6 separate regions of the Mus musculus genome follow, and regions 2, 3, 4, 5 and 6 are each linked to region 1. The links are chromatin loops, found by intact Hi-C in ENCODE. Cell type or tissue: left cerebral cortex. All regions are shown on one strand. Each heading gives the region's core, and the rest is flanking DNA. Links, peaks and the distances in the headings are about the cores only. Region 1 has its middle 75 kb from the start of Gm42184. Region 2 overlaps Gm30223 (predicted gene, 30223). Region 3 holds the start of Mir124-2hg (Mir124-2 host gene (non-protein coding)). Region 4 holds the start of Gm30340 (a long non-coding RNA gene). Region 5 overlaps Gm30340 (a long non-coding RNA gene). Region 6 overlaps Gm30340 (a long non-coding RNA gene).

Region 1 (5,364 bases), core at 736-4,735:
TTACAAATTGTATCTCGGGTATTTTAAGTTTCTGGACTAATATGCACTTATCAGTGAGTGCATATCATGTGTGTCCTTTTGTGATTGGGTTACCTCAGTCAGGATGATATCCTCCTTAGTTGCCTGTAGTTCTTTCTTTACAGATGAGGCCTCAATTGCTTTCTCTTAGGCAGCCATGCTTGGGAGGCATCATAGGTGCTGCTTTTTGATACTTCTGGGTCTCTCTCTCTCTCTCTCTCTCTCTCTCTCTCTCTCTCTCTCTCTCTCTTTCTCTCTCTCTCTCTCTCAGAAGCTCTGTTTGCTTTGTCATTTTTGCTTGGCAATCATCCATGGTTTTCTCCTAAGCAAAGGAGTAAAATCGCAACCGCCCATTGCTCACATGAGCTATAATAGCTCTTTGCCCTTTCAGTTTTCAACCTTATTTTTAGATCATGGTCTCAAAAGCTAGCTCTTTAAAGTCTGCTTTCCTACTCATTTTATTTCCAATTTTTAAACCACTTGAATGCATTCTTTGGTCCCTATTCTCTCTCTCTCTCTCTCTCTCACACACACACACACACACACACACTTTCAAATCCCAGATTAAATCTGAGTCATCACCAATTTCCTCTTTCTTATTTGTAAAAGGGCCCCTCATTCCAGGTCTCATGTGTTCTTGGGACTCTCTCAGGCTCTCTCCTTATAAATTTTCCTTTCGTTGTGCTGTTTATCACACATGGTTTTTCAAATTGTGCTTTTCACTGCCATCTCCTCTTTTACTTGTATGTTTCCACCTACCATGCACACACATTCACTGGCTTCCATACACACTAGATTCAGTGCCCACAGAACATCTAAACCCTCTGTAGGCTATTTGTCTTTCTTAACATTCTATTGTATTTTTTTCTCTTTTCATTTTTGTAACCCTCCCATTTCTTTCTTCTTTATTTGTTCGACTACCTGCTGTACATTATCAACAATACCAGTGTCAGAAATCAGGTTGGTGTTTTAGCACCCATACCTCATTTCCAATGAAAGCCCTGTCATTGACTTTGTGTCTATCCCCTGATTATTTGGATCCACACTTCACTCTTTCTCTGGTCACAACTTAATTCTTGTTTCTGTCACAAGTCCTCACTTTCCTCTCCCCTGGAATAAACTGCTCACTTGCATGCAGTAAGCAATAATCTTTAAGGGCTTCTTGGACAATGCCTTTCTTTGCTTTCTATATCTGACACATGGCTTCCAGGTAATTCTTCCCTAAGCACAGGCTGCACTTAGAAATGCACTCACTTACTTGCTATTAACAACAGAATGACTCTGACACTCTAGAGATCAGTCCGTGTCCCCTGCTCCCCTCCATTTTATCTAACCACATAAACCATGCATTTCAAACAATCACATTAAAGAGATTTCGAGATAGTCTGCATCCTACTTTGTGAGGTAAACCTTGCTTAAAGGCACCTTTCAAATTCCTAGTATCCTCTTTTTTAAAAAATTTTAAAGATTTATTTATTTATTATGTGTAAGTACACTGTATCTGTCTTCAGACACCCTGGAATAAGGCAACAGATCTCATTATGGATGGTTGTGAACCACCATGTGGTTGCTGGGATTTGAACTCAGGACCTTTGTACACTCTTAACCACTGAGCCATCTTTCTAGCCCTCAAGTTACTAGTATACTTAACCATGACTGACTACCCCTCTTACTCTTTGGCAGAAATACTGTTTTATTTGTTCATTTATTTTCTGATTTACCCTTCTACTTAATGCTACATGTACCTGCACCTGGTGCTCTCCTGCGAGGTGACCCACTCAGCCTGGGGCTTGCCAACCGAGACTAGGAGTATCCAGGCCACCAACCCACCTTCTCAGTGAGCCCTTTCTCTGCCATAGAGAATTACAAGTGGTTAGTGTTTCCTTCTACGTTCCCTTTCAATACAAATGAGCAAACAAAACAACAAATAGAACCAAGTAATTTAAACTTTCTCTAGTTGACTAGATCTTTTCCTCAACGCAAAGTTTTACTAATAAATATGAATCCTAAAAACATGTCAGTTTGGTGGATAGTGATTGTATATCTTCTGAGTTTTTGTTGCTTGGAGTTGCTTTTATTGCCTTTGTTCTCTGGGATTTTAATGTCCAACCGTGAATGATAAGTCCTCATTTATTGAGTCACCAAAAACACTGAACACATTATGCTGGCTACTGGGGTAGGAGGCAACATATAATTAATTCATGGACCAAACTCTACTCTTTTTCTAGGAAATAAATAGCATCCCAGGAACTGATACCTTTTTTGCCTAGATGGCTTACTTTCTATGCTTTTTTCTTTTTAGCCTAATTACCCTGTGACATGGTATCTGAACCTCATCCAGTCCCCCAGAATTCACGAACTTTAGGGTGATCTTTAGGTATCCTTGACGTGTTCGCACCAAGTAGTGCTTGCTTGCTGAAGCAATGGTGGCATTGCCATCCTTAGGCTGCTTAGTCAAATGCATATGATCCTGGCCCATGCAGTTCTTTGAATCATCCAGAAAGACTGCTGTATTTTCTCCACATGTGTATTTTGTTAGTTCCTGACTTTATGTGTTTTTTTTTTAGTTCAAAATGTACAGAATAGGCTCTATTGATGTTTAAAATGTCTAGTGGTTTCAGTGGAATAATAATCTCAAGAATAAAATATACTCAAGATTAAAATAGGATATTTATTATTAAACATTGCTCTTTATGAGTAAGTAAAAATACACATCTATAGCTGCATTATTCTGCATAACCAATGTCTAGTTTGGAGCAGGAGACTAATTTTAATATAAATTAAGAAAAAAATTAATTCTAGGCTGTATATATACATATGATATGTGTGTGCTGATGAATGGAGTTTTTAAAGTGTCTGATACAGTTTACTCCTAATCTGCTTTACATTTTGTATTTAGTAGCAAATCTACTTTTCTCTAAAGCCAACAGTAGTACCATAAGAGCCAGGAACAAAAGGCTTTGGTGGTTCTTTCTGTTATTTTGCGTTTGAACTTCCACATGCAAATATCTATCTCTTTTGTCGCTTATACAATTTGATTGATTCCTAATTGACGAGGAGCTGCTATGGATGGTGGTGGTTTGGGCTTGTAATATGAAAAAAAAAATGGTTGTCTAACATGTGCTGTTGGTTTTTTTTTTTTTTTATATGAGCATACATTTAAATTTCTCCAGTCTTTCTCTCCTCCCCCCTCCGCACAAAGCAAAATACATTCAGCTTTGAGCTGAAGGGAATGCTGGTTGAAGCCACATCTCCTGGTTCACCGAGGCATTAGCATTTCCAGGCATTGTCTCGGTGGCCTCCTTCTGCAGCTTTATATAATAAAACAAGCCACATCAAATGGGCTAGGCTGTAATATTAGGCAAAATGTAATTTCAGTTTGGTTATCATATAGTGTTCATTTCCCTAAGGGAGGGGAAAAATTAAATTTGTAACCTTAAGATTCCAGCTGCAGCACTGGAGAGTGGGAGCGGCGTCCTCGGCGCTTACCATTCACTTTATGAATTAGCCTGAGTTTACTTGTTTCTATCGGGTGTCGACATATTTCTGAATACTATTAGCATAGCAATCAGGGCTGTTCTCAGGTTATTGAATGGTGTGTTGACTTCCGAAATAAATAGATATGCAGTGTGAAGGGCGAGCTGTCACTTTAGGAGAGCTTTCCTGATCTAAATTAAAAGGCACTTCTAATTGAAAACTGTAATAGCAGGAGGGTTAGGGGGACAACGAACTGCTCAGTCCTGTTCAATTTTCTCATATTCTGGCGGTGAATGTAAGAGAAAAAGTAAAATGAAAATATTAAATTACAAATTGCAATTTAAGTACAATATTAAATTATACCTAAATAGCCATATTGCTGGGAAGCAATTTTGGATGCCTGATTTAAAGACTTTGCGCCCACACTGCGCTTTCTCTATTATACTCTAATCTCTCTGTTTTATCACATAACATATAGTTCCATGTTTATACCAGCAAGTGTGTCTTTCTCTCTGAAAGAAGGCATCAGTCTCCGAAGATTTTTCATTGTACACTCTGTGATCGCTCATTCCATGTTCATTTTTGTGTGTCTTTTGTCAATACCCGAGCAAATATATAAGGAGAGGGAATCTCAAACTCAGGACAATCTCCTTAAATCTGTAGTGATTTTTCATTAGCTGTCCAACTGAAGTATTTTCAGAAATTAACAACAGTAAATCACTTATGAATTTTACTAGTAGATGGAATTATTAGCTATTTCAGCTACATAAAGAGCTACCAGCTGTCTGAGTCTATATATTTTGGTCCTTTAAGGGTTAACAATTGAGGCCTGTCTATAGCTCATTTCTATAGTAACAGCAAGACTGAGACTTTTTATGGGCACCTAATAATTAGAAAGTGCTAGAAGGTATAACAATATAATGAATCAAAACTGATAGACTTGTGGGTTTCCATAGCAACATGTATAATTATGATAATCGGTCCCTGGCGAACCCTCCGAATCGTATACATTCAGTTAAATGCAATAAACATTAGGCACTATTTAGTGAGCTGTGATGCAGATTGACAGTGTGAGATACAGGCAGGCTATGAATAAAATCGCTGTACAGTTTATCTCAAACTAATTTCCCCGATTGCTTTAATAGATGTTGTATGTGATTGTGAAAAATTGAAAGTGTATTTTTGTTAGTGGTAAAGCTAACAAAGATAATATTTCATAAAATGGCTGACTGTTAATTTCGATGAACATCAAAATGGGATGTGGAATATTATTCAGTGTGAGACCCCAGAGTCCTCAGAGCAAATGGCAGATCAGGCCTTCCTTTGCTGATTCACTTTAAAGGTAAATTATAAATTGTCTCATGGTTGTCCAGTTTATGTTTTAACCTTTTCTCTTCCCTTGCTCCACCTTCCATTTTTTTCAAGAAATTTTTAAGTGTGATGGGGGAGAGGACTAGTTAGTGCACATTTGTTTCCCTTACTTATGATCTTAAAATGGCAATAATTCATTTCTGTTCTTTTGCTCAATTAGCTTTAAATATTTCTATATGTTTTCAGTTTCTGTATTTAAATGAACTGGACCTTCATACTAGCAAAGGTGTGGGAAACTGCCAGAATTCCCTGCACTGTAGGGCACAAAATGACATGTGTACTCTTTGTGTGTGTGTGTGTGTGTGTGTGTGTGTGTGTGTGTGTGTGTGTGAGCTTTGTGAGACAAGCAGGGTTATACCCTGTTAAATATCATGATCATGATGATCATCACGATCATCTATTTCCTTCCTTCCTTCCTTCCTTCCTTCCTTCCTTCCTTCCTTCCTTCCTTCTTTCCTTCCTTCCTTTCTTTCTTTTATTATTATTTTTTAAGCAGGA
Region 2 (5,364 bases), core at 582-4,581, 120 kb before region 1:
TGGAGTTGAACGGGGAAGAAGCATCCTAAGATGAAATGTAAGATCCATTCTTACAAGACAGAATTTTATGTCTTAGAATTGATGTTCTTTTTAAAAGACAAAATGTATTTTAGCATCTATAAATAAGAAAGTAGGCAAATTGGAGATAATCTGTGCTTTAAAGTACTATTAATATTACCCCAATTGGATATATTTTTTAAAAAGAGAGGGAGCGATTGTATGTATTCTCTTGCAGAGGCTTTCTATCTCTGCCATTGGAGAATAGCTGATTGTTGTTATAAACAAATGTATTATGTATATAAAATGAAGCTAAATATTTAATATGCAGAATATATGTTTGTATGCATGCACAATGCAAAACCGTTTCTAAGATATTTTACAAAGAGAAATGATAGTGTTTTAAAAGGTGGGGCACAGAAGCACTAGAATAAGCTAAAATGAATTGTATACTTCTTTGTGCTAGGCCAGGTTTGTAATTCTATTTCAGATTGCAGAGGCTTACAATATATCTATTGTAGTAAAACAAGAAATAAACAAAACCCATAAATTATCTCTAGAATCTAGCGAGATCTTTGTCTTTCAATTTTAAGAAATGCTTTATTTTATTGGATTTCTTTTGTGGGCTTTGAAATGTTTATGACCTTCTGTAAGCAGAAAGCTCTTTCAAATTTTAACCCTCTTCTTACATGTAGTTAAAAATTCTTGTTTCATTTAATGCAGAGCTAATTTAGTGACATTACTAGTATTCTACTGAAATAAATCATTTTGCTATTTGACAATATTTCCTAAGTTATATTTCCCTAAAATTCTAAACTAATCCCTTTAAAATAAATTCTAGATACTATTTTGAACAAAGGCCTCATTATAAATGCTTCTATTTCTGCAAATGCATTTCTTTATGAGTCTTTTTTAATGCAATGGAGATTGACAAAGTACAGTTATGGTAAAGCACTAGTAGCTAGAATATAATAATACATAATAATCCTATATTTATATCTTTTGTGTTTATAATTCCTGTTAAAAACACAAATACTTATTACTTATATAATAATTTTGATCTTTTACATTTTTCACTATATAATTATACATAAATTTGCTAATAAATACTAATAAGTGATATGTGTTTATTAAAGCACAAGTCCCTACTATAATCTGTTATGAAGCAAATAAAATTGTGTTTGGTTACCTACAGTACTGCTTTCATTCCTGTTGTTTTATTAATTGGTTCTTTGATAAAGCAGAAATATTGCATTGTATAAATTGTTGCAGCCTGGATATTCTCATGAAATCTGAACAACCATTTCTTCATTTCCATTTGCCTTTTGCCTTTTGCAGTAACTGAGGAGGGGAGATGTCTGTTACTACCCAAAGAATATCCAACAGAAAATATGTGCATGAATAAGAAATATTTTTAAAATATTTTTGAGGTACTTTTATTAAAATGAAATATTTTTTGAGGGGAACACAGATTTTGAATTTCTTAATTAAGGTTCAATAGCTGCAAACATCTTCAGCTTCAAGAGACTGCTATTTTTCTGTTGTTAATTTTCACATGTATTTGTGAAATCTCTAAGTGAAAAGTCTTCCAGAACACTCTCCTCTTTTTATGTTGTATTACTTTACTTGGCTTATATTTTACGCACTAATATTAAGATTAAAGACAAAGCACTGTACCTTTAAGTCATAACCCAAGAGTACAAAGAGAAAGACACTCATGGTGCTGATCTACCCAGCATCTTCCTAAAACAATTGCCCCCATTTTATTTGTCATAGAATCCAGGCAATAACTAATGTTTTGCTTATTATTTTTACTCAGAAAAGATTGCATTCATAACCATATAAAATGCTGAATAAGAATAATGTGGTTTTGTCCTGAACTCAATTTTGATTAAAGGTGAGAACAACTAAGTTGCAAGTATACTCATATATAATTCCAGCTACATGTATTTACAGGTAACTATTTTAAAAGCTATTTAAAATATTTTAAATGATATTCGGTATCATATTTATACCAAGATATAAATCAGAATTATTTGCATCTGTAAATATTCCTTTTATGGCTAAACAAAAAGCAAAACACTTATATTTTTCGAAAAGGGCACACAATGCTAATGGTTTGCTCTGCGCACCTGCCAGCTTGGTTTGCAGTTTAAGCCACCCTGGAAATTCTCATTTCTTTGTGCAATATTTTATTCTGTGCTTTTCTTCAGGGCAGATTGGTTCTGCCTGCACTTTATTTCTGAACCCATGTTCATTCAAAATGGACTGCCAGACATAAATGCTCTATCTAGTGTTGCCACTGCTGCTGCAGGGGCTGCTGACTAACAGCACCCCTCCCCCAACCAGCTCCTGACCCATTCTCCTGCCCTATCCTTTGTTGACAATGGTAGTCCATTGTCAACAAAGAGTGTACAATTGTGGAATACTCAGCAGCAATTTTGGTAATGTTTTGCTTTGAATATTTTGAAAGTATTTTTGAAGTCTATAAATAGATGTGCCCCAAGCTTTTCCTTTTTCTTGATTTTAATATTTGGAGATGAGCTCTCATCCCACAGGGCAGCCTCGGGGACTGCAGTGGCTGGAATGCTTTCAGAGAACAAATGTGGCTCTGTGGCTCTCTTTTCATAATAATATCAACATCATATAGATTTAATAACAGGGTGATAGAGGACATTTTGATGATGGGGCAAATTCTCTGATCTGCCAAGGAAAGCATCTGATTCTCTCATGTACCAATTAATTATTGAAGCAACTGGAAATAATAGGCTACTCTGCTTGCTTCTTTCCTGCAAAGGAATGGAGTTGGTGTGGTGGTGGTGGTTTGTGTGTGTGTGTGTGTGTGTGTGTGTGTGTGTGTGTGTGTTTGCACAAGCATACATGTGAGCACTTGTCTGTGTTCAATAAGGAATCTTGGGCAGAAATTTCTTCACTGTGTTCTTAAAGATTATAGGGACGTTATCTGTACACGTCTGGTATGACAATAGTATTTCTAAGGAATAGGAATGCAATCTTTCTTTTTCTTTTTCCTTTTTTGAATTATTTTTTCATCCACACCCTTGATGGACCTCATTGTGAATTATTGTGTTTTATTTTAATGTCTACTTCTCATTTACTAGCACCTTTTTTGTTTTGTTTTGTTTTACAGCCCACTCTCTAAGGCAGGCACTAGATCAGTTGAGAAGAAAATCTTGTTTTGCTTTATGCCTCAATATGCATCATCCTCCTGCATACATAGATTGCCTTGGTATAATCTGGTTACTTTACAAAACTATTCCATGATATTCAGACTTGAGTCATCTTTCGCCCTAGAGTCTGTGGTTCTATAAACTTTTTAGATAGAGGGAGGTTGGATTCTTGGATTATTGTAAATTTGTTGCTTTCTATTGTGACAATAGTGTTTATATGCTTGACACCCTCATAATAATATTAAGCTCAATTTTTTAGTGTGATGTACTTTATACATTTGTATAAATGTCACAGCCTGTAATCACTTTCTTTGTCATCGACGATTAATCTAAAAAAATCGAATAATTCACTGCCCCTTGCCATTTACATATCGTCTGCTGCCATCTGCTCTTCTCAGCAGCAGTAAATGATGGGTAATTAACTCAGTGCCTTTGTCTTTCCCTTGCTGAATGTCTGACACATATAGATTTTCCTCTCTGTGCGGATGTGTGTGTATATGTGCATGTAAGAGGAAGAGGGAAGTGGTAAAGAATAAAGTGCAAGGGAGAATGAATGATACTTCACGGATGCATGCCAGCATGATATCATTGAAGGAGAGAAAGGCAAAGCAAGGTTCAGAGGAGTGGCCAAACTTCATGACCTCACATTTTAACCAAACCAAGATGAAGAAACACTACTGGAACTATGACTTTCTTGCACAATTGAGAGATTTTTCTAAAACCTTGAAAGCCAAGGTAATAATGGAAAGCCAAGGAAAGACTACAAAATCCTTTTGTTAATCAAGATGCGAAAAAAGATCATGCAAATGTGATGAAGTATACAATAACCACCACTAGCTTAAATACTCTACTTGACTTCTACACTGGGGGTAAATCTGTGTTGGAGAAATGATGCATAAGATAAATCTCAGATGGACTTGATGCTTGACCTATCTCTAAAAGCACAAAGTGTCAAGGAAAACCTAGAAGGACTCAGGAGACTCAAATTGTGTTGAAAAGCTGCTTTGAAAAGAAAATGAGATTTCTTCCCTGGATTTCTACAGATTTCCACTAAATAGATTAATTATTTCTTTCAGACGTCTCCCTTCACACAGGAGATATAATATTATTGGGACAATTCTTACTTGAAACACCTATCTTTCATTTTGCAATAATTTTCTGAATTGTGGCTGAGTTTGATAACACTAAAATTTGAAAATACTAAAAACTAGAAAGGGAAAATTAAGGGAAACTTATAATTTAGCTTTGTTTTAATCCAAAGTAAAGTTAGAATATACCCTGAGTTCCAGAGTATGACCAGAATCTCTTCTACATAAAATTCTTAAGGCTTCTTCTGACTAATGTTGATATACATGTACTATCTCTAACTTAAGCAAACTAAAGTTTGCTCATTTCATTTTTTCCATTCACACACACACACACACACATACACACAAAGAAAATATATTTCATTCACTCAGTAAATCTAAGAAATAATCTATAATGATGTAAATCATGACCTAATACCTAACCATTCACACTGGCAAGGTCTTTAGTAGTTTTGCCATTTGGTGTGCTCACAATCCCCAAATTGCTAGCAGATATAGACCTATCAGTACAGAATACAGGCAAATTCCAGGAACTTAACTTCCATATGCACACAATATTTTCCCATGCAGTCCAACCCCAGTATCTCAAATTTCCTATCTTCTGAGTGGTTATAAGAGTGTACTTGCATTTTTCTGTCATGAAAGTAATGAACGAATACCTGAAAACATTGATAGTTCTGCTTAATTTCAGTCTTTTTAATAACTCTTGCTTCATTTGTTCTATCATCATATGAGTTCTCCAGGTTAAATTATGTGTCCATAATCATAAAACAACTGGGCTTCCACAGAAGGTCATTCAGTGGGTAGATTATATTGTTCTCCATTAGTTTGAAATGTCTTATGGAGATGAGTGAATACAGGTATTAAGTGATGAAGTGGCTAAACATGTATACAACTGACTAATTCGCTGAAAAATAAGGAAAGAATATTACAAATGTGAAAAAAAAAAGAGGAGAGTCTCCATCTCTCAGGGATTGTGGCAAGTGTGTAAAATATATGTACTTTATGCAGTTATTTCAATTTTATAAATTTGTATGACTTACAGGTACATTTGTCAGCATGTAATTGAGTATGAGAACTTGAAAGCTTTC
Region 3 (5,364 bases), core at 955-4,954, 850 kb after region 1:
AATGAACATGATCAGTGAAAAGATACAGGGAAGGAAAATGATGTACCTAGTGCCTCCCCAAGTCAAAGTCCTCTGCCCCGATAAAAAACACCGACCTTTAGACCTGCTTTCTGTCTGGACTCCAGGCACAGAAATGATATTTTGTCAAGTAATTCCAGCCCCCACTCAGCACTTTACAAACATGTTTTACAAACACACAAGAACGTATCTTTTCTTTAGAATGTTTTATTTCATATTTTGTTTTACGTTTCCAAGTATCTTCGTAGGAACGCTTGTTGGATATTTCAAGCAGACAGAGGTACAGCTCAGTTATAGCCCAGTTCACTTAGCTCTGTGCTCAGGGTGAAACATGGCCTAATTCAAACGCCCAGGGTGACTTAGAGTATCAGAGTGAACATTTACAGTCAGGAAGTGGTGACATGTTTTGTTCCCATTGGGTAGTACTGAAGTTGCACCTCTCCAGTGTTCCAGTGTGGGGGGTTCTTGACTAGAGTTAGAATGAGAAATGGGGGTAGGAGCTGACAGTAGACTTAGCAGCAAATTACTGACAATTCAAAGTTTTTTGTGGTAAGGGATTCTACAATTTCCCAGAAGATGGGAGCACTAGGAAGGAGAAAAACACTCCTAAGTATCTTCCTAGCAGTGGCCTTGGGGGAGGGGGGGGTGGCAGGTGAGTGAGAGAGGAAGGTGGCCTTGCCACCCCACCACCTTCATTGAGGTAGAGCAATGGCTTGGTCTGGATTCTTTCTGAAAGAGAAACTGCAGGAATGCAGAGTTGCTTTTTGCGCCCCAACCTACTTAAAGGAGTGGGAGCCAAACCCCTGCTCCCAACAACAAGCAGCATTTTCCTTATCAGAAGCCCTCTGGGACTCAGCAAGCTTGATAGGCTCTGGCTCTGATGTCCCATAAGGCCCACTCTGTGGCTGGAAGAAACATGATCAAAACCCATGGAACTCAGACTTCACTGACCACAGAGTCCTGCCTGGAAAAGTTGAAAACATTCTCCCGAGCAAGGCCTATTTGTAGAACTCCTCAACCTAGTGTCTGTATAGCAAATTCTGATCCTATTTCATATTAAGAACATACTTACGTTTTTATTTAGTCCAGCAGATTTTCCCAAATGACTTAATTTCTTCCTGAGGCAATTTTAAAAATTCAGAATATTATTGTTTTTTAAAAGGAAAGAAATAGAAAGGCTCTCATTTAGAGCACTGAGGGATGTTATCAGTGTGACCTTGACGTGTAAATGGAGAAGGCATGCTAGGTTTGAGTCCGAACTCTTGTCTTCTTGCGTATCTGAGATGTTCTCGGTCTGGCTAAGAACAGGGACATGAGGAGAGATTTGTTTTTAAAGGTTACCATTAGCGGTTCACTAGCTGAGGTTAGGAATTTTGTATTTTTATATTTCGTGAAATTCATGATTTAATTATACTCCTCAAACAAATTAAGGGCAGGCCTTCTACACAAATTGGAGGCAGCTAAATGCTCTTTTGTGCCTGCAGCTCTCGGATTGTTAAAGAGGCTGCTGATGCATGAGAAGAAGTGCCTGATTTAACTCATTGGGATGCAGGAAGCGACCTGCCCTCTTTTGAAAAAAAAGTGAGAGAGAGAGAGAGAGAGAGAGAGAGAGAGAGAGAGAGAGAACACTAGCTTTAGAAGAGCAAGAGGGTGAGTGACAGAGAGAGGAGAGGAGAGGAGAGGAGAGGAGAGGAGAGGAGAGGAGAGGAGAGGAGAGGAGAGGAGAGGAGAGGAGAGGAGAGGAGAGGAGAGGAGAGGAGAAATACAGGGGCAGGGGGTGTGTGCCAAACTCCTTCTTTGCTGAGTAGAAAGCTTCTGAATTTCAAGCAGAAAGTGGAAGGAGCTCCACAGAGCAATATCTTGGGCTGCGTGTGCAGAGCGTAGACAATGAAAATCTCCGCCCCCTCCCCCATGCTCTCAAGTCTTCAAGATTTTTTTCTTTCCTTCACAACGATGGAAGCTATGTAAAAATCAAATACACAGAGATGTATATACTTTTTTTTTTTTAAAGCACAGACTAACAAACCGAAGGACCTGACCATGGATTATTCAAGGACTCACCTGCTGTAAGTACTGTCTGTCTTTTCCTGGGTTTTTAAGCTCTGCTTCGCGCGGTGAACTGAGTGTTCCTATTGTGAGCAGAGTTGCTGCCTGTGTCTGTATGTTTTTATTTGTAGGGGCTTCCTGCATTGTTTTTGTTTTGTTTTGTTTTTCTGTACCTAAGCTGCAGCATTTTACCTAGGCTAGTAATAGAGTCCTGTTATTATGCTGTGGATTGTAGCAGTGGGCTGGGGGCAGGGGAGGCGCACAGATCAGGGTTTCCCGCGCTTTGAGCATCCTTAAGAGTTGCTGCCAGCTTAACATCCTCGCTGAAAGATTGGTTCCTGTCGCTCAAAGGGTAGGACTACGGAGCTACCGGACGAGCTCTGGGGACAGGATGGAGTCAAAAGGAGAGATCTTAGACTGGGAGATGATGGGCCTCCATCCCCACAACAACACACCTAGTTTAGAGCCCTCTGCTGCCCACCGCTAACACCCGTTGTCTTGGGAGGATTAACACGGCCCTGAGCGCTGCTTCTGGAACCGAGCCTTTCCTGCGTTTTTGTTTTGTTTTGTTTTGTTTTTAACTTAAACCTTAAAGCTGGGATCTTCTAGACATCAGGGCTAAGTGAGGATGCCTCTGTGTGTGTGTGTGTGTGTGTGTGTGTGTGTGTGTGTGTGTGTGTGTGTGTGTGTGTGTGACCAAACAATATAAATTGCCATTCGCGGAAGATATTTTCTAGCCTCTTGAAAATATGCAAGAATTCTGCGGCCCATGCTTCCTTTGTGTAGCAGGCAGCGCCAAGCGCTTTGTGCTTCGCAAGTAGAAAATGGCGAGTCCTATTGTGTTTAGGCCATTTTCTTCCGGTACAAGGATTTCCCAAGTTTTCAATACTTTGAGGGGCAGGAGCAAGAATCAGCCCTCTTATACCCAGAAAAGCAAAAGCGGAAGCGGCTATGGCTGGGCCCCTTGGCCCGGTGGGTATGGACCTTGCTTTGAAACCAAGGGTCTGTTTCCCTGCTGTCCAGATATTTGAATAGAAACAATTTGTACTGGTCGGTGCCCTTTAAAGATTTGTAGTTCTAGAGGGCATTAGATCATAAGTGTGTGGTTATACACATACATGAAAATAATACCTCTCCTCTGATAACCTGCAGAAAATGAAAACAAAACAAAACAAAACAAAAAACCACCAATCATTTGGGGGTGGGGTAGTGTATTGTGTTTTTTCCTTTCTCCAGTCATCCCTGGGAGAATCACAGGACAAGATTATTTTTACTCTACTGTGTCAGTCTTTAGATTTTTTTAAACCTAAGATGAAATGCTATTGGTATTGGGGCAAAGAACTACTGAGTAAGAAGCCTTAGTCACTTCATCATCATGCTGTCCTCACTGCCATAGAAAGTGCTGGGGTTAGTAGGGGGATTCTTCAGAATTGGCTCATTGTAGATGTGAGATAGCTATCTACACTGCCCACAGCTGTATGAAGATACAATAGAGACAGGACGATCTCCCAGAGGAGTATTGTTCCGTTCTTTCTCTCTTTTTCCTTGGAGTATCAATTTTATAAATTTTCTTGGTCTAGCTAAGCCATATTCAAAAGTAAACAAAGATGACTCTACAAGACTAAAGAGCTCTGTGTTACTTTTCTTAGCCAGAGGGGAGAGGGTGAGACAAAGTGGGCAGATGAAAATTTTATATCCTATTTATTAAAGATCTTTGTATAGGTGCATTGAGCGATCGTTTGTCAGTTCAGAAATAATGAAATGTAGCCCTCTCCCCATTTGATTCTGGTACTTCATTTGGTGAGAAATACAGAAAAAAAATGAAAACAGCTGAATGAAGAAGAAATGGGGCTCACATACTATTCTCCTCCTTTTATATAATCTTAAAAAGTTAAGAAGTCAAATTAATGAAGAAACACATTGACTTAAAATTTTCCAAAGCACTGGAGCTTGTTCCTTCATATGGATCAAAACCATGGACAGCGAACTAGTTATTAAGCAAACCGACTCCAGCAAAATTGTGTGTGAAATTTTACCTTCATAGCATCTGTTGGAGGCAACGAAAATTTTATTTTATAACAATTTGGAATAAATCTTGAATTTAAAACTAAAATTTGAATTTAAGGGATACTGTATGCATTCTACCACGTTTTAAGGAAATGATAATTCATATCTTCAACATCTGTCCTTTCTCATGGATGTGACTTTTTAAAAATCAAACTAAAGGTCATTTCTACCTTATGTCACTAGTAAATTACAGTTTTAAATACATTCATTTTGGTATGGGATGTTTGTTATAGGACATACAGCTGAATAAAGAAAGAGAAATTTTATATTTTGTCTGGGATTAGCTGAATGACACTAGAGCAAATTAAATAGATTTTTATCAGTGACTAGGTTTCTAAATGCATAGAATTGGAAAAATTAAATGCCACTTTGATAGACAGGGATAATATGAATAGAGATATGACTCCCATACCCCCATTTATTTCTGGACAGACACTATAGTGCATAACTAACTGTGCAGTGACTGGTTAGACGGACACTCACCCTAACCCCCAGGAAAACAACAGACTTTCACATACATATTGATCCAGGTTAGGGCACAGGTTTGGTTCACTGTGGCTCTGTGTCAAATAACTATATTGCTTTTTGCATGAGTTTCATTACCTTAACCTTTTCAGAAGTGAAATTCATCACAATTATTTCTCTTGTGGATTATATAACTGCTCCCTTAAATTTTCACTTTCAACCCTGTGACTTCTGACTTATTTTGTAACCAGTCTTCTTTGTGACCTGTAAAGGCCTGGAAGATCGTATAAATCATTAACAACACACAGGTTAGAAAAATTAAAAAAAAACAATTTACATTTAAATTTGAAATAAAATTCAAGTGACGTTGAGATTTGTAAGGCAATGAATTCCGGATCTTTAGCCATCGTGCTTGTCCAGAGAATGAAACTGCAATTCTTTGAATGTCCTTGTTTCTTAGCATAGATGATAGATATGTTTTTGACACCCGCATTTTAAAAATTTAAATATTTAAAAAGCATTTGAGAAGGATATTAAATGGAATTTGGTGGTATTCTGATCATTTCATAATGGGCTCTTGTGGTTCTTGTAATGGTGGCCCAGGGCTCTGGTAGAAAGCAGAGACAGTTTGGGAGTCATTGTTTAGGAAGGTGCTCCAGCCTGTCTTCATTCATAAGAATAAGCATAAAAAATTTAGACCTTGGCCTGGGGAAAGGACAATGGTGGGGACGAAAGATGCAGATATGCCTTAACCATAAAATGAAGAGG
Region 4 (5,364 bases), core at 732-4,731, 850 kb after region 1:
TTTTAAATATGGTCTTCAGGAATCTGCAATGTACATTTAACTACTGGGAAATAAAACATTGTGTTCATCCAAAAAATAACCTCATACTGCTGCAGACTTGCATGAACTCCAAAGTGCCAATAATGACATAAGGTCTGCTTCTGCTTGATACCTTTGCCATCAGATACCAAACAAATTAATTTTATCAGAACCTAATTTTCAAGGGATCTCTCAGTACTTAGTAAAAAGCAGAATGATAGAGGAAGAAAAGCTTAGAAATGAGGTTCCTTATTGGCACAAAACGATTATTTTGATAATACTAACAACGCCACCAAAGCCCTATTTGGTTCCTAGATGCTAGTGCCTAATACCCCACTTTCACACCTTGTGTATTAAATGCAGCCCCTAAAGAAATCAAACACGTTGATGACTATAAAAGTTTAAGAACATCAGTCTACATTCTAAACCACAAAACCCAAGGACTAAATGAATACCACCAGCATAGTTTGGTTTTTTAGGGTGTTTTCAAATACATTCTTTAACCAAAAGATCAGTTTGAAACATGTAATCACTGATTAATGAATCTGTCTGTGGTGCAGAAACACTGTTAAGCCAAAGAGATAATGAAGAGTATAAGAAAGAAGGAGGCAATACAAGAGAAGTCAGAGAAGTAAATACAAAATGGTGAAGTGTTAAATCATATACTTTTTATTTTATAGAAAGTTTTAACACTTGACTTTGATCTTCTTAAAAAGCAACCATTATTAAAAGGAATACTAAATTCTTATCTTTAACAATATGACAAACACAAGTAAACCACTAGAATGTAAAGCAGTTTAAGCATATACAAGTATATCTTTAGATAACTTGGTAAAAATTCTCTAGAATAATTTTCCTTGTCATAAATGATTGAATAAGCACATAGTTTTCTGGTTGAGAAACTGATATCAAAGTCAAAAATGGTTTTCACAATATATTAGACAAAATGTAATTAGTTGAGAAAATACTATGCTAAGAAAAAGGAACATAGTTTTAGAGAAATGTTTCAGTCTGAATGTCTACTTTCCTTTATTCCAATAAGAATGAGGTATTATATCCTACCGTACACAGAAGCATATCACAGATGTTTAAGTGCACATCATATAAACCTAATGAAATTTCTCTTAAAAATAACTATTAGTATACTCATAAAGTATTTAGATTGAAGAATCAAATAAACATATATCATGTGGGCCTCTGCTCTCTTAAATATAACTTTGAATCTCTAGTGAGCTCGAAGCTTATGAATAAATAAATAACAGGCTGAGCATCTCCACAGAAGTCTTAAGTGTACACTGCTAACCAGAATTCTTTAACAACTGAGAAAAACAAAGGGGAGAAACTAAAATCTATCTTAGCTTCTTTTTACCTCCTCCCTATCATAAAAAACACAATTGATTTACTTTTAGATAAAATAAGCACAAAGGCAACATTTTGGTGGAGTTTACAGTTTGCTTAATGATAACCTATTGGTTCTAGTTTGTCAGATCATGTTGATATAAATTTAAATTGAATGTGACAAAGTAGGTTCAAGATGAAAATAAGAAAAAAATGGATTATATACAACTGCCTTGAAGGAAAATCAAAGAAAACCTGAAATATAATTCCAAATAAACTGACCAGACTGAATATGACTTTTTAAAAGGCCATCTCATGCCATCTTGCCATTTTTTTACAGGTTTAAAAATATTCAACTCTATGAAGACATTTGTTTACCTTTGTAGTTGAAATACATTTAAATATCATTGGTACAAAAAGAAAACAATCCATATGGCTTTTTAAAAGACAGATATATATTTCATGGTAAGTAGATGACTTAGATACTCACAAAGTAATTTTTACCTTGCTTTCTCACATCTCTTTTAGAGTTCAACCAGATATATTTTATTTTAAAGACTAAACTATGTGTATGTACTAGCCCAGAATTAATGTTCCTGGAAATAATATTAATGATATCATAAAGATACACCAAATTTAATAAATATTGCCTTCGTGGTGAATATTAACAAATAACATTTTTTCTGTTTTAAACATTTGCTGAATCTATATATGTATTATATCTTTGTACTTTGACAAATGTAGAAGATAATCTAATTTCCATACAAATTCACTGGTATATTTAACAGACTGTCATTACAATACCATTTACTTAATTTCTCTGTTTTTTTTATGAAGATGAAAGAGGAAGAATGAAGGAAAGAATGGGAAGGTATTAAAATCTGTAAGTATGTGTTAAAATGGTATACTATGTAATGATACACATACACATGCAATGCTTTATATGCTCAGATTAAAACTTTCTTTATTTGCTTATTCAATGAAACTCACAAGAAAATATGTGAAAGATCAGCTGCATTTAGTACCTCCTGTCTACAAATAGAAATATCTACACAAATGCAAAACACATTGCTCTGCGAAAATTAGGATGTCAAACCAATTGCCAAAAGTTAAAAATATAACCAAAAAAGCCATGTCCTACATACTAGTGTTTATAATGATTGTATTCTACATCCAAAATATTATTTTTCTGAATCAGACTAGATTTCCTCTGTGTGTGTGTGTGTGTGTGTGAGTGTGTGTGTGTGTGTGTGTGTGTGTGTGTGTGTGTGTGTGTGAAACAGTCTTGATTATATTTCAGGTGGCACATTACTGTGTATTGAACAGTTGCCTACTGCTTCTCTGAATAATCCTATTTGCTCATTTTGAGAAAAATTTCTAAAAGAATTATTCATTGTTCTTATCTGTGCATAAATTTTACAAACCATTCTCCACATTTGGAAAAAATAATCTTGAAAGTATATCTACCTACCGAGAGGAAAGACCACTGAACTTCCTCCTGCCTACTACATGTGAGAGCTTGTCAGCATTCAACTCCAAGGCCTTTATTTAATACCAGCCTTTAAATAATTCAGATAACAGTTGATTACTCCATTGCAAGAACTGTCGAGCTCTGCAAAATCTGAATCACACAATATTTCGTACATAAGAGATGCAATCTTGACTTGTAGGCATCTAAGTAAAATGCACTTCTTGAGACCAAACCACACAAACTATTTTAACATTTCTATATATAAAATCTGGCAAATTCCAATTTGCTTTACTACCAAGTAATTTTGCATGCTTGCTTTCATTACTAAGACATCTCATTCTACAGCTTAATTTGGTCAGTTTACAATCCCTCATACAAATATTTTCTGGATTTAAAACCTTTCTTGAATCATAACAAGTGAAATGGGTGTTCAATATTCCAAAAGTACACATGAATGAAAATTTAAACTTAAAAGAATACTTTCATATTCATCTCTATTTCTTTAGTAAATAATTGGTTAATGTCGGTTAACAACCAAGATTCAATATCTCTCGCCTCTATTCACTTGTAAACACCAGCCTTTACAAAAGAGCTTTGCTCATTTGACTAAATTACAACCTGAGAAATGTGAAACAGTTAATAAGAAAGGGAAAGAAGGAATGAAGGAGAAAAAAAAGAATTACTGGCTTACAATTTCCAGTCAGAAAGTGGGGAAATTTTGCCATCAAAAAACTGTCTAGGTGAGTTCTGAGTCGATTATATTAATACATAAAGCTGATGTAGCAGAATAAGTGACAGACAAACAACCAAGTTACAAGCATAAAATAAGATCTATTTAAAAAAAAAAAACTCTGAGTAAAGAAAGCTCTGGTAGTATTGACCATTTAGAACCATTTCTATCCCTAAAACTATTTATCGCTTTCTTTCACTTCAAGAACAGTTCTCTTTACTGTACCAAGCAAGTTCAGTCTTCTATATGGATCATGAAACATCATGAAGTATAAAATCTACAGACTGCGTTCAGTATCAGCAATAAGCACATTTGACGATTGCTCATACCATTTGGAAGCCAGTGCTCACATGACGAACTGGCCTGACACCTCATCCATCAGCAGGGTGCCCTCAGCAGAGTGGACAGTCTTCCGTGCACCATCTCGAGTGGAGGCCCAGCTGGGAAACAGCCTTCTTTTCCGATAGCAATTAGATCTTTAAGATCAGACCTTAGCAATTTGACCTAAAGCCATCCTTCCTTGCAAAGTCTTCGGAAGAAAAGACAAGGAAATAGGCAAATGAGAAATGCAAGTCTCTCTGGCCTGATTAAAAACTTTGTTGTGTCAAATAAACTTTGGCCACCGGAGGAAAGAACCCTATGGTTGCTCTGGTTTGAGAAAGATCTGTCCCAGGGCTCTCAATCTTCTCTTCACCTCTCCCACTCTCCCTCTCTGTCTCCTCTCTTGTTTCAAAGGGGGCCTCTGGTCAGCGCTGATTAATAAGTGTTTTTTGTTGTGAAGTGTTGAATAATAGAGGATGGCCGGTGACCCAGTAAAGACTGAACCTTGCTCGGGTTTATTGTGGCAAGCTGAGAAAGGGGCTTTAGGCCCAGGACCGCAAGCACTGACCCGCACACATCCCGTGGATCGCCTATTCATTCTCACAGCCCTGCAGTCGCCCAGGCTCCCATTGTTTGCCAAGTAACAATGGAGGTTTCGCAAGGAACGCAAAGCTCTTTTCAAACCCTCTCTGATGTTTTGCATTTAGGGAAACACCAACCTTCACTTTTTTTTCTCTCCGCATTTTCCCTCACCTCAGTTAAAGTGGATGGTTTTCGGGGGTGGGGGGAAACTTGTGTGAGTTTGGCGATTGTTTGCAGAACACCAGCATCTAACGGAGCCTAGACCGATGTGGGTCGGCGGTGGGGGTTAGGAGCCCCAGAGATTCCTCCCCCTTCTTCTTCTTAATGCTTTTAGAGAACGGAAGCTGCCTCTGGGGAGAAGGGGGAGGGGAAGGGAGAAAAAAGCGTTTCCTTGGCGCGGTTGCCCGGCGGGAGCTCTGCGGCCGAGGCCCAGGCCAGGCTTCGGGCCCTGGTCGGCCACCACGAAGTGGCGGGTCGCCTACAGCAGCGGAAGGCACCGGCGAGTGGCTGCCAGGTTTCTTTGGCTCTGCCTGGGCGGCTCGGTGCCCAGCCCTGTTGTCAACTCCTCCGCTCCCCTAGTCCCTCGGGCCCCACAAGCCCTGGCTGGGCGCGCTGCGGGGCAGCGTCAGACTCAGGGTCCTGGGGGAGTCGGGGACTGAGGGCCGACGCCCCGAGGCCGGGACGGCTCCTCCTGAGACTTCCTTCTGCCGTGCTCTTTCGCAGCTGTTGACTTTCTGTCGTGGGACAGGGGACCGGCTGTGGGCATCTGGGCTAAGTGAGGTATTGCGGAGACCGAACCAGGCCTGCTGCGGCCACCGCCTCTCCGGACGCCTGGTGTCCGCGGCCCCGGCCGGGCCACGGGCAAGCACCTGGGCTCGGACCCAGGGTCTACGAGAACGTGGGC
Region 5 (5,364 bases), core at 849-4,848, 380 kb after region 1:
AGTGCTCTTACCTGCTGTGCCATCTCTCCAGCCCCAAGTCTAAGGATTTTAACCTCAATTCTTTTAATTGCAAGTATTATTATAACTGCATCTTTATAGTTTATTGTTACAAATGAAATTTTTCATGTGTAAAATACATGCATCCTAATATTGACAGATATGGAAAATTACTTTAGATAATTTACATTGGCTCACAACACTTCAATGGTGGCCATTTCCATAGGTGAAAATTATTTTAAACAGAAGAAGTTGATATAGCTGTTTAATGGGATAAAAGACTCATAAGTAGAAATATCTGACCACTGAGCCAGTCCCGTTTCCTGTTAGCCTAATCATGGGAGTTCTGTGTTTTGTATCAAGCAACATAAAGAGCAACATAGTTGTAGACAATGAAGTATGAGGGACAGAAATTATGAAAAAAAAATACAGGTGTAAAAGGTAAATCGCCAACGCAGAGAGAAACAAGTAAAGATAAACAGAGAAGGCATCGCTCACCCAATAAACCTCTGATGTAAAATTCTTAATGTAGGTGTTCTTGGTAGAGTAAGCCGCAGGTCTAAGCCTGACCTAAGGAGCAGCAACACTTGGCATCCCTTTCATTTGTAAACATTTATAATAGACCTGAGTGAAAACACAGCTGCCTTTCCCCTGGCTTAGCCCTTCGTCCTCACCTTTCTTCTCTCACATCTTCTTTTTTCTCTTTCTTTTTTATATGTACTTATTTTTGATCATTTTGTCAAAACTTATAACAGTCTTGGAAACTGCCAGAAAAATCCTCTTTTTATTATTAAAAAAAAATAGAAAAAAATCTCTTTTCCAATAAAGAGAGAAGAGTACCCAATTCAACATTATAGTATTTACAGACTCATAAACCACAGTACCACCCAAGATGTTAACAAGCTGGCATGTTTTGAGCATCAAAGATAGAGAGGAAACTGTGTTTACATGTTTGGCACAAAAACTAATGAGGCAAGTCAATTGGCCCTTTGTCTTGAGGGTCTGGAGTGCCCAGTTCTAATGTTTGGTTTCTTCATTGGCACTTGTTCAAGTAATCACTTGTGGCCTGACAAAGACTTGCTTGTGTTCCATTAGTGGCCAAGCTGAACTCTCTGCTTGGGCTGTGTTGTCTCTCAATAGAGAACAGTAACAGAGGGCACACTTATTTGAAAACACTAAATCAGACCATGGTGATCTTTCTCCACCAAAGTAATACAGAGAACAACAAGAAATGTTCAGTCTTGCTCCTTTTGTGTGGGGCAGTGCCATGGGAAGGTGGGTCCAATGCCTTTGGAAATGGGAGGTCTCCAAGAGCTCTTTTCCCTTCTAATATGATTGCTATATTAACATTAGACCAACATAATGCACCCCATGGTTCAAGCAATGGGGAGGTGGATTGAGTCCACAATGGCAAGCACCATCCAGGCGATGAGCCTAGAGGTTCTAAGAGATGCTGATAGTGTCTGTGTAAATATAGCCTGTTAGAAAGGGAAAGCTCCTAAAGTGGGTCAAAGTAAGACACACTGTAACTTCTTCTTCCTGCTGTTGTGCCTTTCTTCTATTCTGTCTCTTATTAGATTATTTTTTCTGATTCCATTTAGAGGAAAAAATGATTTGGGCCGTCGTGGCATTTTTATCTGAACAACCGAACAGGTGAGTATCCAAATATTTGACTGCTAGTTTCAAAGTTCTGAACTAGAAATGAGGACTCCAAAATCTTGTACACATCTTTTAAGTGACAGTTTTGGCAGTTTTACCTACAGATCCAGTAAAAATAAAACTTAGGACAGTTTGTTCTTAAACTATTTCTGGTACCAGTTCTGTGGAGAATGTACTAAACTATACATAATTAAATTTATTTTATTTTTTTAGTGACTGAAATTTTACATGTTCAAAATGAGATTTTGGGGTAGGTTAAGATATGTTCTTGCCTTTGCCAAATTCTTGAAGTTCTCTCTGGCTGCCTGCCTCGAATCAGATCTTTTTATGAAGGGTGTAAGTGCATTCTATGTGCTTGGTGCCTTGGAGTACATCTACACTATGAAAACGGGGGAATACTAAGTAAGACTTCTTACTCAGGAAGTCACAGGATGCAAAGTTAAAATTGCAGAATATATAGAAATTATTTGACTAAAGTGTTTATTTGACTTAACATGTCCAATATTCGGTATTTTCTTTTTTAGCTAATTACTACTCAAAAGTTTCATTTTTAGAATGAAGACGATGCTGACTTCAGGAAGGTTTCATTTTGAACTGCCTTTGTCCCTGCAGAAAGGAAAGCATTAATTTTGCATATGCTTAAGGCAATTCCACATTCCATTCCTGTTGTTAATATTTACTTTGTGTAATGACCAGAATGTGCCGCCAGCACAAACAACCTAGTGATGACGGGAGAATAAGTAAACAAGTAGACACTTTCTTAAAAAGCTATTCCATAAAGCAAAAAGACTCCTCTAAAGGCACGAGGTCTTTGACAAGGGACGTCTTACAGGCAGTTGGTACACAGTGGCCTTGTTGCTTTAACAAGGTAGTGTGCTTAAATACAATTTTCTTGTCTTTATAGGCCCCTGTATTTTAGACCTTGAGATCTGGGGAGGTGTGAAAAGAGATACTCTTCAGCCTTCCGCCCCTGCTTCCTTCCCTCTCCTAGAGGGTGGCAGCGATCCCCCAAACGTGCATCCAGTGTGGGTCCTTCTTGTAGCCTCCTGCTGCAGATAGTCAGGCATTGCAGCTGACACCCAGAGCCTAGATCATTGGCATGCAAGGAGCAAATGGGGGAGGGGTGCGAAGGAACTGTGGCCAGCCGCTATTTCTCAGCAGAGGAGCTGTCCACAGCCTAAGGTGTCAGAATGGATGTGCATCTGCAGCAGAAAAGCGGGTTGCCTCCATCAGCACCGCGATTTTACACAAAGATCTCGCCCCTCCTCCCACCTTCCACCTGCAAAGGAGGTTTCACTCAAAACCAAAGGGGAAGTTAAGAACTCATCGCCATTATGGTCTCCTATGAAGATATTTTTTCATACTGTAAAATGTACTTCCTGCCTACAAGCCATTTGCATTTTTAATTCACAAAAGTCATATTTGAAGTGAAACAAATTAATAAATCGATTTGTCATATACAGTGATATTAATAAGTCTAATGTACATATATTAGTACATTATCAATATATCCTAATATGAACATGTTCTAATTGCATATGTATTACATTGTATCATCTATTTATATGGATCACAGTATAACTTATATGAACTCAAAAGCTTATTGTGTAAATATATTCTGCGTTACAATTAACTCAGTCGCTAGATAGACCTCATGCACTCAATATTTTCAGATCACAGAATAAGAGGATTCATTTACCAAACAAGAAGGGAAGATTAAGGCAAACCAAATAGAAAAATAGTATGAATGTCTGTGTGATTCCATATTGTACTTTGGCAAAACCGTTTTATGATAAGCTTTAAGCGTCTCCCACCCCAGGGATGAGAAAACTTAAGCTTGAAACAATAGCTAAATGCAGGCAGCATGAACAGTGAGCTACTTGTCAGTCCCTAACAATGGACAAAACTGCAAGAGAGCCTAGAGGAAATTGTCGGGAAGGAAGGGAGATGAAGAATCTGAGGTAATTTCTATCTGGAGGTGGGATAGTTGCAGAAAATTGTTCAGATCCCGAAATTAAAATTGTGTAGTATTAAGTACGAAGTCTGAGTGTCACTAGGAATGCTGATACCTATCAAAGAAAGGGAAAGAAAAAATTCTTATTGTGGAATGTATTTCCACAACTGACAAAGAATAATTAAACAACTGCTTTTATACTAGATGTTTATCAAGTTTATAACAAAATTGAACCAAATGTCACTGGTGTTTTGTTCTGACAAACAAGACAGTGTATACAGAAGAGGGAGGCACTGACTTCATAGTAACAGTTTTAAAACCTATTTCTTTGAGAACCCTTGTTCTCTTGGTTCTCCATCAATTTAAAGACATTGGTTAAGTAAATGAACAAAATGTTAAATGCAAGCTAAACAAAGACTGCAGAAATCAATAACATGGTTTGATAGATAAGTTATGCACATTAATTTGAAAATATATTTTTTAAGCATTTAATGATAGCCAATGAATTTTATTCAAAGCATAGTAGAACACTGAATAGTATCTATTACATATTTTGCAAAAAAGGCTCAAGTAGAGAATTACAATACATCTAACTGATGGAATGGAATATCACTATTAAATAAGTAGGATATATTGTGCTATTGATATTGGCATTCTGTGCCAACATCAAATCTATTTCATCACCAAAACATATATTTTTAAAAACTTAATGGAGATGACACTATAAAATAATCATGTATGTTTTAAACTAGCTTCAAAAATAAATTATGTTTTTCATGAAAAGTTAGAAATTACAATATGTACCCAATAACTAAATTTGACATATTTATGAAGTGTCAGATTTATCAATAGAAACTTCAGAAATAATACCAGCAATTTTCATTAAAACTTAAACTCTATGATAACAAATAATAATGCAATCTACTGTTTAAAATCTTTAAATCATAAAGGTATTCACTATTTCTTTTTGACATGATCTGCCTAAAATAATCAGTATTATTTTACTGTGATACACAAACACTAGTAGTAAATTCCTTTCCACTCTGTATATTCATTAGAAGGGATTCCTATTTCTATTGCAAACTACTATATTTCTCCAGTTAAAGTTTTTATTTTTTATAGGACAGAAAGCTACTTTATGTGTTTATTATACACTTAACATTTAGCAATTGAGTTGAGACTAATGCTCCTGGTGCAGTGACTATCACCATTTATTTCTGTGCCCTTTTTTTTTTTTTTTTTTTTTGTCAGATACATAGTTAGATTGCATGATTAGGCATGCAGCAGAAGGTGTATTCCACAAATGGTTAAGGACTTCTGCTCTGATATTATAAACAGACAAGTGTAGTCACCCTATTAATCTATAAAAATATGAAATCACAAATATTTCTAAAGCTGCTCAAAGTCCTTCCTAAGGGCTTATTTGCAGCCCTCAGAAAGTAAAAGTACTGCTTTAATGTGATTGAATCTTTTTCTTAATTTTAGAATCACTGTTTTAATACAGGTCTTCATGACCTGATACTGTCATCTCTACATGGCACAAATGTTTGACCTTCAGAATTATTCATGACTATGGTAGTCTTGTGTTTTAAGTAGTCTTTGAAGTCTTTGACTAGATTCAGTATTTACAAGGGTTCTCTCTGCATGAACTGGATCACACTGCCTCCATAGCATATCCTTAAACCAAAGCAAAATAAACTCCTGCGCCTACACAGGTGACATAGAGTTACCCTATAATCCCAAAGAAGAATTAC
Region 6 (5,364 bases), core at 442-4,441, 680 kb after region 1:
ATAAAAAATGGAAAAAAAAAAGATTTGATCACTGTTTATTGTTGTCTGGAGATGGTTGATTAACTGGGTCTTCTCTTACATTTTGCTTTTGCGAGAATAAGAACTTAAGGTTTTTAAAGTAATAAAGGATTCCCTATCACTACTGGTGATAATGATGATAATGATAATCAATGCTCCAGACAGAGATACCTAGGCCAGCTAACACCAGAGATAACCAGACAGCAAGAGGCAAACACAAGAACATAATCAACAGAAGCCAATATATCTTAGCACCATTAGAACCCAGCTCTCGCACCATTGAAAGCTGTGGATACCCTAACATACCCAAAACACACAATGCTGACATAAAATCCCATCTCAGGAAGATAAAGGAGACCTTGAAGGAGGATATCATTTTTATTTTTTTTTTTTTGTGATTTTGATTTGTTTTTGTTTTTTTAAATGTGAATTTTTATTAGATATTTTTTCATTGACATTTCAAATGCTATCCCCTTTCCTAGTTTCCTCTCTAAAAGTCCCCTATACCCTTGTCCCTCCCTGCCCCCCAACCCACCCACTCCCACTTCCTGGCCCTGGCATTCCCCTGTACTAGAGCATATAATCTTTGCAAGACCAAGGCAGGTAAAACCCTGTAAAGAGGAAACAAGTAAACCTCTTAAAGAAATACAGGAAAACACAATCAAACAGGTGAAGGAACTGAAGATAATAGTCCAAGACCTAAAAATTGAAGAAGAAACAATAATAATTAAAAAAAAGACAAATGGAGGCAACATTGGAAGTGGAAAACCTAGGAAAGAGGTCAGGAACTATAGATGCAAGAATCACTAACAAAATACAAGAGATAGAAGAGAGAATCTCAGGTGTAGAAGATTCCATAGAAGATATTGACACAATGGTCAAAGAAAATACAAAGCATAGAAAGTTCCTAACCCAAAATATCTAGGAAATCAAGGACACAATAAAAGACCAAACCTAAGAATAATAGGAATAGACAGGAGGGAAGATTCCCAGTTCAAAGGATCAAAAATATCTTCAATAAAATCATAGAAAACGTACCAACCTAAAGAAACCAATGGCCATAAATGTCCAAGAAACCTACATAACACCAAATAGATTGGACCAGAAAAGAAAATCCTCCAGTCACATAATAATCAAAACCTAAATGCATGGGACAAAGAACAAATATTAAAAGCTGCAAGGGGAAAAGACCACGTAGCATATAAAGGCAGACCTATCAGACTTATATCAGACCCAGAAGAGCATGCATGGTATGCACTAATAAGTAGATATTTCCCAAAATGTACAGAATATCTAGGATACAACCCACAGACTGCAAAAAGTCTAACAAGCAGGAAGGCCCAAGTAAGGATGCTTCAGTCCCATTTAGAAGGGGAAAAGAAAATAATCACAGGAAACAGAGGGAGGGAGGGACATGAGTGGGCAAGGGAATGTGGGAAGGGGAAAGGGGGAACAGTATCAGATATGAGAAGGAGTCCGGAGAGAAGCTCAAAAGGCCAACAGAATGATTGGAAATATGTCACCTGGAGGATGGAGGGGGAAAGCATCTGAGACCTGAGAGTGAGAGACTCTCACAACTCAATGGGGAGTGATGATAGCTGAAAAGTCCAACACTGGGGAGAGGGAACTCAAAGAGTCTAGTAGATAGACAAGGTCTCAAGGGGCAGGGCGGGGGTGTGAATGGGGTAAATCGCAGTCAAAATTTCTGACCCAGAGTTGTGCCTGTCTAAAAGAACTGTAGTGACAAAAATGGAGAAGAGACTGAAGGAAAGACAGTCTAGAGACAAGCCCAAATTGGAATTCATCTCATGGGAAGACACCCAGGACTGACACTATTACTGAAGCTATGATGTGCTTGTAGACAGGAACCTAGCATGGCTGTCCTCTGAAAGGTCCTCCCAGCAGCTGACTGAAAGACAGATACTTAAACCCAACCAGTGACCCCCATGATTGAATTAGGGAAGAATTGAAGAAGCTGAAGAGGAGAGCAACTTCATAGGAAGACCAACAGTCTCAGCTAACCCTAGGAGCACCCCCAAACTGAGCCACCAACTAGGCAGCATACAGAGGCTGTTTTGAGCCCCCCAGCACATATATAAAGCACATATAAGAAGACTGCCTGGTCTGGCCTCAGTAGGAGAAGGCTTCCAACTTCAGGGTTAGCCTACCTCATGTACAAAATAAAGCACTACTAAGGGAAAAACTAAAGAGATGATTAAAAAAAAGTAATAGAGCCTGTTCATCATTTGAGCTTCTATGTGCAAGGCAAGTGTTCCTCGTGTGCCCACTGTTGTTTGTTTCTCTGTGTCCAAATCATTATCTCCTTGCAGACACCTGAACAGTTCATGTCCTCTTAACTGGAACAGTGTTGTCAAGAGTAACCTCGAAATCCTTCATTGCAAAGAAGGTCATTATACAGTGGATAGAAACCTTAAGACAAAAAAAAAAAATCCTATATCAACTGGTGATATAATCCCCAAGGGGAAACAGACTTTAGTTGAACAATCAGAAACCTGGCTTGCTTTATGGTGTTTACACTGCTGCTTGCTAATGGATCACCATAAAGGAAGCAAAAGAGCTCTTACACTATTGAGTAGGCTATCATGGGAGTCTTCTGAGTGTGCCTTTTTTATTTGCTGCAGTCAGGTTAATGAGCTCACCAGCCCACTTGATGTTGAGGACTTTGTAACAAAGCAATCTCTCATTAAATGCTGCCTGGCACCACTCTCTTGAAGCAAAGGGACATTCAGATTATTGAATGCCTTTGTACTCCTCATTCCTACCAGGCTATGGAGTCCAGCAGTGGCATCAGTCCCACACACTTCCTGGCAGGCATCCAGTCATCTGCCTGCCCTCTTCAAACTGCATGGGCATTTGCCAATCTAAGCAGCACTGGTAGGCAAACAAGCATGGCACACGACTCTTCTGGCTGAGAGCCAAGTGTGCAGCTGAACAATCTAATTTGTTTCTACTGAAGAGGGAAACATTCTTTCCTATTCTTCCCTATTTGGTTGAATTTACATGTAAAAGTTTGTTATGGTATAAAGCAATGTGCACTTATCTACAATTCCTTTCTGCTTTTACACCTCTTTCCTCTCAACAGTACAGGTCATGATTTTGTCTGTGGCTTTTTTAAAGTTCCTCCTGGCTGACAGTTTCTTCAATGAAATGACCCCTGAGTGTTATCAGCTAGCTAGCAGGTGTGTCTCTATTCAGAATCTTGCAGACAGAAGTGCATCTTGGGTAAAGAGCAATCTATGTACAATCCAGTTTTTTTCCAACATTACCCATGATTTGTTGTCCTGAAACAAAAATTTAACAAATTTTCTTCCAAGTTTAATGGTTTTACCCCATGACATGCTGACCTAAATTAAGATCAAACAAATCACATAATTAATTTTAAATGCATTTAATTTTATTTCAATAAATCTTTGTGCCTGATTATTAATCTATTTTCCAAACCATTAGATACCTAGTTTAAATGAAATATGACAGTAAATAAAGTGATACTCAAAAATACATGTATTTTTAACCCTAGGCCCAAATGAACAAGTAGGGATAAAGCTAAAACTACAGCCATACATTTTTATTCTGTTCAGTTTTTCAAATAGAACCTATAGAATTTTTTTTCTGGCTATTTTAGAATGGTTCTTCACAGTAAATTAAGCTATGATTATCTTGAGAAGCTGGATTATTTTTGCAGATTTTCACATACTCAAAGAGAACAGTGACTATCAAAACAATTAAAAGTGTCTACTCCTTTCCTTAAATTTCTTAAAATGGGCTATGGGATGCAAATTACAAACTCCTCTATAAATAAGATGGTAAACTGAATAGAGAAAATTTAGATGTAACAGTGAAATTAAATATACTGCAAATAGCTATAAGAAAAAACAAATAATCACAAAACTAGCAGACTTTTCTCAGATACGCTTTAAATATCACAATAAAGAAGATAATTACATAAAATGCTAGCTACATTCATTTGAGCTGCCACACTATATCAAGTTTCCATTTGTTTCAAAGATATGCACTTTATGAAATAATAGCTTTGTGGAATGGAGACTTAAAACCCTTTCTGTAGATGGTTTATGGTGCTTATTTTATTATTTACAAGTACATATTTACACTTTGCTTAAATAATGTCAATTCAAATCCTTCTAAAATTTTTGACATCAAATCTAATGGTTATTCAATGTTTACATATTTAATGTCTCTATATTTTTAAAAAGTACTTTTATTTCTATTCATGCTACTATACACTAATGTCAGATTCTATGTAGCATCTATTAATGTTGTAAAGAAATTATTATTTAAAAATCAATATATTATTTGCTATAATCTTTTTGAAAAAGAGAAATTACATGCATATTTTATTCTATTTTATTTGATTAATCATTTTTATAAACAAGTAAATTTCAATAAAATTGCATTGCCAACTTTAACCTTTCCTATCAAAGAGGATGAACCAGCAAATGGAAAAGGAAACACTGGAAAGGTAGTTAGGAGTTAGGAGTACACGGAGTGAGCTTTTCTACTACTACATGTGTGTTCTTTGTTTTTCTTAAGAATGTTTCACACTGATGAAACTTCATTCTACATTCCAGGTTTACACACATTCACATTTTAGTTCAGGTTGTATATTTAAAGTCTTTGGAGCAATGCAATCATTTGCTCATCTAACTTGATTGAGCTACTTAGCTGTTTTTGTAAATTTTGGAGAGCCTATTTTAATGGGTTTCAAGAAGGTCTTTGTGGCCTATTTGAAGAAGTAATATTCTATTCTTAAAACACAGTGTAACTTCTTTCAATCTCAGTGGTGCAAAAATCATAGGAAATTTAGAAATGCCCCCAAACACAAAAGATTGCATTATTATTTGGTGTAATATGAATAGTTTGAAATTTCAGAGTACTTGTAAATAATTTGATTCGTTCCAAAGTACAGCTGAAGTTCTCTTAGAGAAAATAGCATAGAGAAATATTACAAAATGGCTGATTACATGTGAAATATGATTAAAGAAAATGTACATGTATCCTATCTTCTTGTCTGTTTTAAAGTATTAATTTCTGTTACTGTTTAGTTCACCTTTAAACCCTTATTATTATTTGATCATATTATCTCATGATACATTATTATTTGCTAATATGTTTTCTAAAATAATGATTTAGATGACCTCAGAGAATTTATTTTATGTGGACATGCATGATTATATGTGAGGGCATAGCCTCCTCTTTTGGATGCTAGCCAATATTCAGTTTTACAAAATTATTTAAAGAGTGAAGTTGTCATAACGTTGTTTATTATAAGCCTATTGTATATGTATAATAATATAATTCTCCTTTGAA

What was found. Hi-C counts contacts between places; a loop is a spot of excess contacts. Peaks named below come from ENCODE experiments on the same cell type or tissue, not always from the same donor. Only the 100,000 strongest peaks of a DNase experiment are listed, where the experiment ranks them.
Region 2: it touches region 1 in a loop (5-fold over the local background); 6 of 42 quality-filtered maps call a loop at or near these places.
Region 3: a loop joins it to region 1, with 9 times the contacts of the local background. A loop is called at or near these places in 6 of 42 quality-filtered maps.
Region 4: it touches region 1 in a loop (8-fold over the local background); 6 of 42 quality-filtered maps call a loop at or near these places.
Region 5: it touches region 1 in a loop (4-fold over the local background); 6 of 42 quality-filtered maps call a loop at or near these places.
Region 6: a loop joins it to region 1, with 7 times the contacts of the local background. A loop is called at or near these places in 3 of 42 quality-filtered maps.

Annotation. Positions count from the first base shown.
Region 1 is chr3:16,935,302-16,940,665 of GRCm38, forward strand. No RefSeq gene overlaps it. Among named protein-coding and RNA genes, the nearest start is that of Gm42184, 75 kb to the left of the region's middle. In left cerebral cortex, for the core only: no CTCF peak of the experiment used is centred there; DNase peaks (open chromatin) are centred at 2,394, 3,293, 3,561, 3,928 and 1 more place; H3K4me3 peaks cover 1,233 bases; H3K27ac peaks cover 1,909 bases.
Region 2 is chr3:16,817,108-16,822,471 of GRCm38, forward strand. Gm30223 (predicted gene, 30223) reads left to right here. Exons shown (of 4, transcript NR_153388.1): 1 at 1-37. Among named protein-coding and RNA genes, the nearest start is that of Gm30223, 2.7 kb to the left of the region's middle. In left cerebral cortex, for the core only: no CTCF peak of the experiment used is centred there; DNase peaks (open chromatin) are centred at 2,610 and 3,591; H3K4me3 peaks cover 340 bases; H3K27ac peaks cover 1,250 bases.
Region 3 is chr3:17,788,097-17,793,460 of GRCm38, forward strand. Mir124-2hg (Mir124-2 host gene (non-protein coding)) reads left to right here and starts at 1,825. Exons shown (of 3, transcript NR_033490.1): 1 at 1,825-2,084. In left cerebral cortex, for the core only: no CTCF peak of the experiment used is centred there; DNase peaks (open chromatin) are centred at 955, 1,515, 1,883, 2,304 and 3 more places; H3K4me3 peaks cover 3,857 bases; H3K27ac peaks cover 3,812 bases.
Region 4 is chr3:17,781,325-17,786,688 of GRCm38, forward strand. Gm30340 (a long non-coding RNA gene) reads right to left here and starts at 4,656. Exons shown (of 7, transcript XR_880680.2): 1 at 4,598-4,656; 2 at 3,887-4,086. In left cerebral cortex, for the core only: no CTCF peak of the experiment used is centred there; DNase peaks (open chromatin) are centred at 2,940, 3,969 and 4,438; H3K4me3 peaks cover 2,410 bases; H3K27ac peaks cover 3,659 bases.
Region 5 is chr3:17,316,678-17,322,041 of GRCm38, forward strand. It overlaps Gm30340 (a long non-coding RNA gene), which reads right to left. Exons shown (of 7, transcript XR_880680.2): 7 at 1-5,364. Among named protein-coding and RNA genes, the nearest start is that of Gm24963, 68 kb to the left of the region's middle. In left cerebral cortex, for the core only: a CTCF peak has its summit at 2,708; DNase peaks (open chromatin) are centred at 1,609, 1,965, 2,443 and 2,715; H3K4me3 peaks cover 333 bases; H3K27ac peaks cover 957 bases.
Region 6 is chr3:17,614,046-17,619,409 of GRCm38, forward strand. The region is part of intron 2 of Gm30340 (a long non-coding RNA gene); the gene reads right to left. Among named protein-coding and RNA genes, the nearest start is that of Gm30340, 170 kb to the right of the region's middle. In left cerebral cortex, for the core only: no CTCF peak of the experiment used is centred there; a DNase peak (open chromatin) is centred at 2,852.